2 separate regions of the Homo sapiens genome follow, and region 2 is linked to region 1. Evidence: chromatin contacts called from ENCODE Hi-C data. All regions are on one chromosome and are shown on one strand. Each heading gives the region's core, a stretch centred on a gene start or an enhancer-like site at or near the end of the contact. The rest is flanking DNA. Distances are from core to core; before and after follow the strand shown. Region 1 holds the start of FAM245B (family with sequence similarity 245 member B). Region 2 has its middle 38 kb from the start of FAM245B.

Evidence for each region. A loop is a pair of places that touch in the nucleus more often than their neighbours do. Pooled maps may share reads with other maps.
Region 2: a pooled map shows a loop between it and region 1 (16-fold over the local background). The contact joins the enhancer-like site here to the promoter of FAM245B in region 1. A Hi-C loop is called at or near these places in 4 of 50 pooled maps.

Annotation. Positions count from the first base shown.
Region 1 is chr10:46,736,339-46,743,153 of GRCh38, reverse strand. FAM245B (family with sequence similarity 245 member B) reads right to left here and starts at 2,583. Exons shown (of 3, transcript NR_187477.1): 1 at 2,362-2,583.
Region 2 is chr10:46,775,024-46,781,486 of GRCh38, reverse strand. It overlaps the pseudogene GLUD1P2 and the pseudogene DUSP8P2. Among named protein-coding and RNA genes, the nearest start is that of FAM245B, 38 kb to the right of the region's middle. Within about 2 kb of position 1,691, at least 3 of the 41 ENCODE cell types and tissues checked have a DNase peak (open chromatin) inside an H3K27ac peak, as active enhancers do.

The DNA.
Region 1 (6,815 bases), core at 1,334-3,833:
CCATCTATTGACAAACCTAGTCTACATTATACTAAACAGGCAAAAGTTGAAAGAATTCTCATAAGAACAAGAACAAGACAAGAATATCCACTTTCACCACTCTTATTCAACTTAATACTGGAAGCCCTAGCCAGAATGATCAGACAAAAGCAAGAAACAAAAGGCATCCAAATAGGAAAAGAGGAAATTAAATTTTATTTCTTCACTGATGATAGGATTCTATACCTAGAAAACCCTAATGATTCTGACCAAAGACTCCTAGAGTTGATTAAAAATTTCAGTAAAGTTTTAAGATAAGAAATCAATATACAAACAGCAGTAGTATTTCTATACAATGCAATATTCAAACTGAGAACCAAGTCAAGAACACAATCCCATTTACAAGAGCCACAGAAAAAAAAAAAAAGAAATACTTAGGAATACCTCTATCCAAGGAGGTAAAAGATCTCTTTAAGTAGAACTACAAAACACTGCTGAATGAAATCATAGATGACACAAACAAATGGAAAAATATTACATGCTTATGGATTGGAAGAATCAACATCATTAAAATGTCTTTACTGCCCAAAGCAATCTACAAATTCAATGCAGTTCCTATCAAACTGCCAAAGTTATTTTTACACAGAATTAGAAAATCAATTCTAAAATTTGTATTTAACTAAAAAAGAGCCTGAATAGCCAAAGCAATCTTAAGCTAAAAGAACAAAGGCAGGGGCAACACATTACCTGACTTCAAACTATACTACAAGGCTACAATAACCAAAATAGCATGGTTTGGGTACAAAAACAGACACATAGACCAATGGAACAAAATAGAGAATCCAGAAATGAAGTCCCATACCTACAACCAACTGATCTTTAACAAAATTGATAAAAATACAATGGGGCAAGTATACCCTATTCAATTAATGGTGCTGGGAAAACTGGCTAACCATATTCAGAAGAATGAAATTAGACTCCTGTCTCTCACCATATAAAAAAATTAACTCAAGATTGATTAAAGACTTAAATGTAAAACTTTAGACTATAAGAAGCCTAGAATTAGACCTAAGAAGCTCTTTTGGATATTGGCCTATGCAAAGAATTTATGACTAAGTACTAAAACACAAAAGCAACAAAAACAAAAGTTGACAAGTGAGACCAAATTAAACTAAAGAGCTTCTGCACACTTGCATGTTATATTGCAAATATGAAATAGCAAAGACATGGAATCAACATTGGTTTCCAACAATGGTGGATTGGATAAAGAAACTATGATGCATATACACCATGGAATACTATGTAGCCAGAAGAAAGAATGAAATCCTTTCCTTTGCAGTAACATAGATGTGCCTGGATGCCATCATCCTAAATGAATTAAGATGTAAACAGAAAACCAAATACCGCATGTCCTCACTTATAGGTGAGAGCTAAACTTTGGGTACACAGGAGCAAAAGGATGGAAATAACAGACACTGGGGACTCCAAAACAGGGGAAGGAAGGAAGGCAAGGTTTGAAAAGCTACTTATTGGATACTATGTTTACTATTCAGATAATATGTTCAATAGAAGCCCAAACCTCAGCATCATGCAATATATTCATGTAACAAATGTACACATGCATGCTTAATCTAAAATAAATATTAAATAATCAAATAAAATGATTTCCATGAATAAAACGGTAGATATGATTATGTGGAAAATGCTTTACTATTTATTATGTGGTGAATAATTTAATAATATTTAATAAATACATGAATGAAAAATAGCTACAACTGTGTGTTAGGATTTCAATAATTTTTTATTTCATTCCTATAACTTTTATGTATTATTATATACATAATAATATATATAGTTAATAATAACAAAAACAACATGGTATTGAAATAATTTCCACCCAGAAGGAGGATCAACATATTTAAGTGACTACACTACTCAAGATAAAAATCATTTATCAAACAGATCAAAGTCATTTACCTGCTTTCCTTTTTATAGGTCCTAGGAACACACGTGCCATAGACAATAAAACATCACTTCCCCCATCCCACTACCTTGGACTTTATTTAACATCTTTGGGTAGAACAGAAACTGTTGATAAGGTGAGTTTTGTTTTATAGACAAGAGAGGAAAATGGATACTTTGTGTGGTCTGGGCCTTAGAAACAGACTAAGATCTTTTTTTTTCTCTTTTGCTTTTTTTACTAGCATAAAATATTAATTGGCAAAACACCGAATACAAGCTTCACTATCATAAAATCAAAACATTTAAGCAATATTCCAAAAAAGATTTGACAAAAACTAGTCACCAAGAGTACAAAAATTACACATCAACACAAAGCATAAAAAATGTGAACTTTCAAATTAAACAGTCAAAAACATGTACCTGCGTGATCACCTCCACACCTTGACTGCCTTCGTCTGCAGCACGCTGCTGGTAAAGGCTGGGTGGCTGCACCGTCGTCCCCTAACCCAACATTGCTTTCATCTGGGAAAATTCGCTTGCTAGCCAATTAAGCCATGGAGGCTATTACATTTACACGGGGCTACGCACAATCTCAGGGGACGCTCAAACAGCAGTTCGTTCCTCACACGCACTGTTGGGTGCAAAGGGCACCTGGAGAGTGAGGGAGACCTGGGCGCTTTCCTGCGGGGCCTTGGCCACGCGGCCGTCGCCCGCACCCTGTCCCTTGCCTGGCAGGGGACACAATATTTGTACAGATTATGGTATAATTTGAATGATTTTCTAATCTACTTATCTTAATTTATATAGTTTATTTAAATGTCAAGGCAGAGAAATACATTGATCATGTTAAGGTCACGTGATGTGGTGGCGCAGTAATGACTTCCTGAGGAAACAGAAATCGGATGTTTTGTGATTTAGCTATGTGCACTAAACTTATTTTCCATGTTTTGAGAGCACATTAAACATTCACGTACAATGTGGGAATAGGCTGGCTCGTAACCAAAACGTCCAACCCAATGCCACCCTTTGAATCGCTGTGAACACCGTCCTATTGCGGTTCAGAGAAAACAAGCAAGGCTGCGAAGCCCTGGGGTTCAGGCAGCTGCAGCGCTTGGGCCAAGGTAGCTCCGCTCTCTGGTCTGAAGCCACGTGGCCCCACCCCGGGGCGGCCTGGCTTTTTTATAGTGCTTATTGCTGTGTTTGGCATGCCATTCAACCCATCGGGATGTTGGATAGTGACTTGAGAGCAATCCCTAGATTTGCCCTGTCGGGATGTTGCATACTGAGTTCGGAATAAGCCCTGCTCAACTGAGGCACTATCACTAGGAGGAGGCACTGATTCCCGCCTTTCAATGCTATCTATTGGTGAAAGAGGAGTTGGATGGCATCTGGGAAATTAGTATCACTTCTACTTTTTCTTCTTTTCTTTTAAAGGTTAAAAATACCTTGTATTAGTTAATACTGCTATAAAATATGAATATCCAAATCTCTGTGGCTCAGTAAAATAGATTTTTTTTTCACTCAGAGAAAGTTCAGGTTCACCCTTAGTAACCCAGGCTGACAGAGACTCTTCCATTTTCTATACATAGCTTCCCCAATTGCCCAGAGAAGAGTGGAAAGATTTGATAGGTGACTGTACACAAGAATAAGAACTTAGTACCTAGTCACTAATTTACTCGTTGAATAAACATTTATGGAGCTTAACATATTAATCACTGGGCAGACGCTGGGACACAAGAAAAATCTTTAAGATATGTCACTGCTTATTACCAATAATGTTCTAGTGAGTAACAAGAGTTAATAACACGACTAATTATAGTATTGTAAATATAATTACAGTTCCAATAAGACATACACACACACAGAACGATTTTGTCTGGTTGTTGAGGAAATCTTTATTGATTTAAGATATCTTTTGATGAACAGGATTTTTCAATAACTATCAGAAAAAGAATGTCTATGACTTATTTTTAAAAACTATTTTCTTATCTGCCTTGCATATCTGACACTTTCATCTCCTATCTTCCTTGAATACAATATAGAACCTGACATTTCTTTCCTTTCAAAGATCCTTAGAGCATTTCCTACATTTAATCTGAATGTCTTTCTCAGTAATTTTTCCCATACAAGCAATTATGGCTACATTTTCTTAATATAATCATGAAAAGGTGAGCAAAACTGAAAATTTAATTTGGAGAATAGATACGAAACATTCAATTAATTCAAGTTGTTGTTAGGCTGCATATGTTCAGCTTTCAGTGAAGATGAACAAATGATGATAAATGAGAAACTGAAAGAAAACAAACCAATAGGTGTTTTTTAAGAAACAATATTATTAAAGTGCATGTGTTTTCTACTGAATGAAAGCAACATAGACCTTTTCCTCACATTGGTAGTTAGTAAGATGTATAAAAACAACTTTGTAAAGAACAATTAATACAGGTTAATGAATCATTGTGAAAAGGGGATAACACACTTTATTGTAGCAATGATCTGCAAGGTGTTAAATGTTAAAAAAGATGAAGAACAATTGAGTAGTTATTTGATCACAGTGTTTATTAAATTGCTTTTCCTGTATCTGGCAAGCTTTACAGAAATGTCTTCAACAGAATAACTGTGTTAAAAGCCAAATGAAATGCATTTTGAAATATGATTCTTCACTTGGTGTGCAGGTATAATCTCAGGTGTAATTCAGACAAGAGACAAATTCAATTTTAAAGTTCCATTTGTTACAATTTGATGATTGTGATTAAAGAACCATAAAAATTTTATCTTTGACATTTCATTTTTTCCTCACAAAAGTATTCTACTGCAATTTTCTTAGTTTTCTTTCCTCTTAACTGTGGTGTTACCTATAAATGCTGGATTTCTCTGTTTTACGTGCAACAAATCTACAATCAACTATTTCTGGAACGCCACTTCATTTTAACAACAAGGACCCATAAATATTTTAAAAATTCAAAATGTTATATATAAAATGTTAAATGATACACATAATACATTTCTAAGTAGTAATTATGATTATGCCCATAATTATACCCATAATTTAAAAATATGTTACCTGAAGTAAATTATTATACGTTTTATGTTGGAAGTGTTCATTTATCTTTGATCTCTGTTAACACATTGTACTATGTGGTAATAATATAAACTGCCTTACTGGATAGTGATGTATCTTTGGTTTCATATTGTTACTGGACTAATATTCCAACACTATAGATAGTGAAATTTAACATTGAAACAATTTGATAATGCCATCAATGAATCCAGTTTTTAAGAGTGGGATCCATTTTCTAAAATTGAGTATATAGATACTTCATGAGATATCTTATCATGCATCCTAAACCAAACCAACCTCTTCCCCTGACTGTCTTACAGTGTATTATTATTATTTTATCCACCACAGCAACTAGTACATTTTTCAGAACCTAGTAGATATTCAGTCATTGTCTATGGAATACATGAACACATTCTGAATTTGGACAGTCATCATTCTTGGTGTTTTAAAACAAACACTTCCTGAATTGCATCCACTATTTTCTAAGAAGCCCTAGGAATTCATTGAAGGAGGGTATGGGTAAGTTGTGGGTGAAACTGTAAAGATGTAGGTCCTCCTCCCAAAACTTCTTCAGCGTATCTTCATTGCTGTTTGTTTGCTTGCTTGCTTGCTTATTTTAAAAGAGATCTAGATATAGTCTAATAAGAATTGTATAAATGTGATGTTCCACAATGATTCTAACTTACATGGTGCAAAATAATAAAATATTACATTCTACCTGTTTGTAGAAAACCATGGATACTATAAAGGATCTAGATTTTCTCTCTCCTTTCCTTCTAAGATTTATTCACTCAGCAAAGACTTACCTGGTGACTACTTAGTGCTAGACACTGTTTTAGATACTTGGGCTATAACAGTGAAAAGAACAGTAATTGAATTAATGAAAAGTTCATTTTAATTAGCTGTATGGTAAAATAGGAAACTAACAAAAATAAAATATAACATGTCAAATGGCAATGACTGCTCTGAGAAAAATAAAGGAGAATAAGAGGTTCTAAATTATTATATACGGCCAATATTACCAACATATTATAGAAAGAAATGAGTTCATAATGTTTATCAGAGAATTCCATGAAAATCGCTAAATTTTTCTAGAAAGCCAGGCACTGATAAGAGAATAAACAAACAGATAACTGATTTTAATTTGATCTTCTCTTACAGGTGCAGCTATGATCTGCCATTGTATATAATATAAAATTAAAAATTGTTTATATTTCATTCACGTTAGCATATAATGTTCTTACTTTTTTTTTTTTTTGAGACGGAGTCTTGCTCTGTCACCTAGGTTGAAGCACAGTGGCACGGTCTCAGCTCACTACAACCTCCACTTCCCGGGTTCAAGTGATTCTCCTGCTCCAGCCTCCCAAGTAGCTGGGACTACAGGCAGGCACCACCAAGCCTGGCTAATTTTTGTATTTTATTAGAGACGGGGTTTCACCAAATTGGCCAGGCTGGTTTTGAACTCCTGACCTCAGATGATCTGCCTGTGCCTCGGACTCCAATAGTGCTGGGATTACAGGCGTGAGCCACAGTGCCCGGCCAACGTTTTTACATTTAAATATCAGACATCTATCATATTCCTTTCTCCCTACTACAAACATTGTATGCTTTTCAATAGGCATAAGATTTTGTTTTCACTCAGGTTGGATTCAACAGGTATTATTTAGCAGTTCATTGCATCTATCCATTTACCCAATAGAGGAAGTATACAAGATACAAATGAATAAAGTGTAATAATTCTTATACTATTTGCCCTTATGTCATGTAACTGCTCCATGTTTGTATTCCGAAAACCTAACTGGGAGGGAAAACTCAG
Region 2 (6,463 bases), core at 442-2,941, 39 kb before region 1:
TGTATTTACCTATTATTTGACTTTATTGAATAACTTCAAATTGAGTATATTTGAATGGGAATGGGCATTAAAAAGTGCTAAGCTTTCCCTGCCTTTCAGAACTTTGTATGTATATGTCACATCATTTTGTCCTTCACATTCTCCAGTTGTGCTAATTTTTCCCAATCCATTAAGTAGAGTACCTTCCTTTTTGGAGTCTTACTTTTTTTTTTTTTTTTTTGAGGCAGAGTCTCAAACCGTCGCCCAGGCTGGAATGCAGTAGTGCAATCTCAGCTCACTGTAACCTCCGCCTTAGCCTCGTGAGTAGCTAGGAAATACAGGAGCATGCCACCACACCCAGCTAATTTTTGTATTCTTAGTAAAGATGGGGGTTTCACCATGTTGGCCAAGCTGGTCTCGAACTCCTGACCTCAAGTGATCTGCCCAGCTCGGCCTCCCAAAGTGCTGGGATTATAGGCGTGAGCCACCACATCCGGCCTCCTTACTTAAATATCTTAATGTGCCTTAGAATGTAGTTAAGAATTTTCAGGTGACAGTATATTTTTGATAGTTATCTTTGGTTTCCAAACCCAGAGAAGGAAGAGTAACTGGCTTTTTCTCTGTGTGGGTACATTGTGTCTTATTGGAGATTGTTTTGTCTCAAGTATCGCTGCAGACTATTTTATTAATGGGTGCAACTTTAAAATTTTTTTTTTTTTCAGATTAACGGTTTAGGTATCCCAGTACTCGGTATTTGCCAATTTCTAGAATTAAAAACATGTGTGTATCACTGGTTAACTAGAAATTTAAAATGAAAATGTTTCTTCTTTAGCCCAGGCAATATCACTTGCATTCACTTCTATCCCCTCCTTGTCCCTACTCTGTTGGCTCCAGGGCTTCTTCCACTAAGCTGGTACTTTCTTTATACCTCCTGTACTTCCATTCACTGAACCTTTATTGGTTCATAGCCTACAGAAAATGCCTGTGGTGTGAGAGGTAATTTGTGAAACTGCTTCTCTTCACTGTTTAGCAGGTTGAGCTCTCTAAATGGGTGTAGCTGGGAAAGAAAATTTAACTTTACAAACAAGAATTCCTGGGTTCCATCCAGCGGAACATGTCTTTTGTTATACACACACAGTTTCTGACTCATATCATTCCATGACTTATGATAAAATGGACATTCTGTTTACACTGTTGTGTGGAAGCAGGGGTCTGGTTCCTAATTTTTAGTAACATCTATTTCTAGAATATTAGGCTTGCCATTTGAATGCTTCTGTTTGATTTATGAATATCATTGGTTCCAGCAGTTTTTAGCTCCCTGCTAAATGCAAGTTAAAATTTTTAAGTTTCTAAGTTAAAAGAAAGTAACTTTTCCTCCACTTAAGAAAGCAAGGAAAATTAAAAATAATGTAGTGATGACTTCCACAGGCTCTAAAAGAGCAATGAAAAAAGTGATTTATGTGTGGGAGAAGAAATACTAGTTCTTAATTAATACATTGTTTTACCACTTCCCGTGAATTTATGTAGAAGTAATGAAACCAAGGTTTAAGTCATTTGTTCAAACTCCTGTCAGTTTAGACTTTTTAATTGCTTTGTTACATGCCATTGCTTTGTAATACTTGTTATAGCAGTGGTAACAGTTGAGATTTGCCTGTTTGACCACTTGCAGGGCACCGTGCCAGATTCCCCATGTGCAATGTTCCTCGCAGTTGTGACGCCCATCGTAGGAGGGCGGCGTTAGCACCCCTCCATGCAAGCGGATGGTGCAGGCTGGGTCGCCTGGGCACAGCGCCTGACTATTTTCCTGGCTTAGTGTAGTTATCATTAAATATGTGGTATTACTTAGAAGCATTTTGAATAATTTGAAAAGCACATTTTAGTGTTGAAACAATTTTTTTTTGAGAAAAGGTCTGGCTCTGTTGCTGGGGTGGAGTGCAGTGACCTGAGCGTAGCTCACTGCAGCCTGCAACTCCTGGGCTCAAGCGATTCTCCTGCCCCAGCCTCCTGAGCATCTGGGACTACGGGCACATGCCCCCACACCCAACTCAATTTTTTTTAAGATACAAAGGATTCATCTTAATATTATTTACAATTTTTTTTTCCTTTTCTGTGGGCCTCATCTGACTGGAAAGCCTTTCAATTTTTTTATTTTTTAAATTGTAAATTGACAAATTGTAGATGTATATTTATGAGGTACAAAGTAATTTTATGATTTATGAATACAACATTACATAATTAAGTCAAGCTGATTAACCTGTTCACCACTGGAAACAATTGCAAATAATTATCATTTTTTCTGGTGAGAACATCTGAAATTTACTCAGTGATTTTGAAATGTGCAGTACTTTTTGTTGTTGTTGTAGAAATGAGGTCTCACTATGTTGGCCAGGCTGGTTTCAAACTCCTGAGCTCAAGTGATCCTCCCACCTCAGCCTTCCAGTGTTGGGATTACAAGCGTGAACTACCATGTTGGGCCAAATGTGTAATCTATTATTATTTACTGTATTCACCATGCTGTGCAATTTATCTCCAAGAAATGTATTCCTCCTGTCTAATTGAGGCTTTGTGCCCTTTGACCATCATCTCCCCGTCACCCCCATCCCCAATGTTGTATACTGAGTCCTTTCATGATATGTATGGAGGCTTATGGTAAGTTATTTAAAAGTACATGTATGTCAAAATTTTTTGTGGCCATAGCTTTTCTTTCTTTTTAAAATTTTAAGAGTCAGAATATTCGTATATTAATTCAGCATGTATTTGAGTGCCTAATGTATGCCATTTTCTATGTTAGGAACCAGGAATTAAAGCAGTGAACATAACAAAGTCTGCCCTCGTGGTGCTAACTTGCCAGGTAGGGAAGCCAGATACTAAACACATGTATAATGCAAAGTCAGTAATAATAAACGATATGAAGAAACAAGTAAGGTAGGAGAGGCAGGAAAGTGGGAGTGAGAAAGAGGTGCTCTTTTAAATACAGTGGTCAGGGAGAGCCTCTCAGAATGAAGTTTTTAACAGAGACCTGAATGAGATGGGGGAGTCAGCTATACAGATATCTGCTGTGTGCTAGAAAAATTACCTGTAATTTTGCATTCTAAAAGTTTAATGAGTACATTTATTTCACAATTTGAGAATCAATTATATACAAGATATAGTTGTAAGCACATACTCCCCTAAATATAATTTGTTTTTACAGTAGACCAAATAAGTATGTTCAGCTTAGAATATGCTCTTTATGATCTGTATAATAAATACATTCTCTTAAAATATTATTAATATTAAGGTTGATGTTTTCAGAAACATATAAAAAAGCTAGCTTTTAAAATTGACTAGGGAAGTTCTCTCAAACTGCCAGTCCCTGAGATATTGTATATTTTCTATCTGAAAAACTTTTATTCTCAGAATTCTTTAAAAGAGCTGTCCCTGAGGCTCCCATTACTTACCTGTGACTCCCAGTGGAAATCGTACCCAGCCCCTCGAGAGGGGCTGAATCTGTTGAGAGTGGGAGGGTAGAAAAAATGCTGCAGCTTCTTGTGGGTAAACTTCACACACAAACACCCAGTGCCCCAAGCACTGTGCAGTCAAACATCAACCCTGCTCAGACTTTCCTCCTTGGGATTGAGAAGCAATGGATTATAGAGAAAGAAAGGTGGCTTAGCACTCCAAAACTTGGAAGGGTAATTGACCAAGACCCCCCAAAGCCAAAGCAGTGGGCATCCCCACTTTCTGTATACCCTATACCAACACGTAATGGCTACTAGATACAGGGGCACTAGTACCTGTCTGCTTGGCTACCTCCCCTTCTTGCAGAAGTGGTGAAGGGAATCACTCAACCTCAGGAAGGGAAAATGGCTTTCTCATCTTCAAATTGAAAGAGGTTGGCAGTGGGTGAGGAGAATAACAAGTAAGGATCTCTTTCAATATACCCATTTGAAGCCAAAACCTCTGTTTAGACATACGGTATTTTGAACCTGGTGACTATTCATTGCCCATGTTTGTGAATTATCAGAAAGCAGAATTCTTGCCAGGCATAGCGGCTCATCCCTGTAATCCCAGCACTTTGGGAAGCCAAGGTGGGAGGATCACTTGAGCCCAGGAGTTTGAGACCAGCCTGGGCAACATGGTGAGATCTTGACTCTACAAAAAATTCAAACATTAGCTGGGCATGGTGGCATGCACTTGTGGTCCCAGCTACTCAGGAGGCTGAGGTGGGAGGATTACCTGAGCCCAGGAGGTTGAAGCTACAGTAAGCAGTGTCTGTGCCACTACGCTCAGCCTGAGCAACAGAGCAAGACCCTGTTTCCCACCCCTACCCACCCCCTAAAAAAGCAAGCTGAATTCTTGAACTCCCTGCAACCAGGTCACGCAAACCAAAGGTAAAAGGAACATAAAAAAGCCTTCTGGAAAGTGTACAGAAATTCATTGCAGGGTGATTTTTGTCTTGTGAAATCATAGTTACTGTTATTAGCAGCTTTTTTAAATGTTTTATATTCATTTTTTATGGTGTTCTGATGTATGAGCTGCTTCAAGTGTTTTTGGACATAGCTTGGGTATAAAATGTAAAAAGTGGATATTTTCAATTTGTAGCTTTCTTTTTTGAAACTTACTGAAATTTGTTCTAAATATATCTCCTTCTTTCTCACCCACCCCAACACATTTTTTAAAAAACACCACCAGGTATCCGTTATAGCACTGATGTGAGTGTAGATGAAGTAAAAGCTTTGGCTTCTCTGATGACATACAAGTGTGCAGTGGTTGGTAGGTGATCGCTTTTCTTGCTACCTAATGAGAACTCTGGGGAAATATGTTTACACACATGTTACTGTTAAGATGCTATAGAAATATACCTTATCAGAACTGATTTTTTTTTAAGTTGTACTCTTTAAGACCTGCATCATTTTTCAATTACTCTAAATTAAGATATAGCCTTTTTTTACGGGAGGGATTTTTTTTACGGGAGGGAGCTAATTGGATTTTAAGTCTAGATCTTTGTTTTCAATTCCTCAACATATTCTATAAATAAGACCAAATTATAGTAGAAGGAGAGTAAATAAGCTATTATCTTTTTAAAGTGGTGAAGAGCACTGATTAAATATATATTAGAGCCCCAGCCCCCGCCCCAGCTGCGCGGGCCCCCGCCTGGCCCATGGACTGCACAGCCGAGCGGGCGCCTTGAGCGCGGTGCGGGTCCTCGGAGCACCCCCGAGGTGAGCGCAAGCAAGGTCCGGCATCATGTGCTAGGTTATTCCCAGTGCGAGGCCACACTTGGGCCGTCGGAGCAGCCCCTCCTCACTTCAGGGGTCACCCTCCCCAAGACCCATTGCCCCATCATGGCCGGGGACCGGCTCCCCAGGAAGGTGATGGACGCCAAGAAGCTGGCCAGCCTGCTGCGGGGCGGGCCTGGGGGGGCCTGGTCATCGACAGTCACTCCTTCCTGGAGTACAACAGCTGGCATGTGCTCAGCTCCGTCAACATCTGCTGCTCCAAGCTGGTGAAGTGGCGGTTGCAGAAGGGCAAGGTGACCATTGTGGAGTTCATCCAGCCGGCTGCACGCAGCCAGGTGGAGGCCACTGAGCCACAGGACGTGGTGGTCTATGACCAGAGCACGCGGCCGCAGACAGCTTCCTCTCCATCCTGCTGAGCAAGCTGGATGGCTGCTTCCACAGCGTGGCCGGCTGCTTCCACAGCATGGCCATCATCACGGGGGGCTTCGCCACCTTCTCCTCCTGCTTCCCCGACCTCTGCGAGGGCGAGCCTGCTGCCCTGCTACCCATGAGCCTCTCCCAGTCCTGCCTGCTCGTGCCCAGCGTGGGCCTGACCCTCATCCTGCCTCACCTCTACCTGGGCTCGCAGGAAGACGTCCTGAACAAGGATCTGATGACGCAGAATGGAATAAGCTACGTCCTCTATGCCAGCAACTCCTGCCCCAAGCCTGACTTCATCTACCAGAGCCACTTCTTGCAGGTCCCCATCAACGACAACTACTGTGAAAAGCTGCTGCCCTGGCTGGACAAGTCCATCGAGTTCATCGATAAAGCCAAGCTGTCCAGCTGCCAAGTCATCGTCCACCATCTGGCCGGCATCTCCTGCTGTGCCACTATCGCCATCGCCTACATCATGAAGACCATGGGCATGTCCTCCGAAGACGCCTACAGGTTTGTGAAGGACCAGCGCCCGTCCATCTCGCCCAACTTCAACTTCCTGGGCCAGCTGCTGGAGTACCAGAGCAGCCCGAAGCTGCTGGCCGCCGTGCAGGGCGACGCGGGCACCCCCTCAGGAATGCAGGAGCCTCCCCCCAGCCCTGCGGCCGGGGCCCCACTGCCATGGCTGCCACCACCTACCTCAGAGACCGCTGCCACCAGGAGTGCGGCTGCCAGGGAGGGCGGCCCGAGCGCGGGCAGGAAGCCCCCGGCGCCCCCCACGGCCACCAGCACGCTGCAGCAGGGCCTGCGCAGCCTGCGCCTCTCCTCGGACCACCTGCAGGACA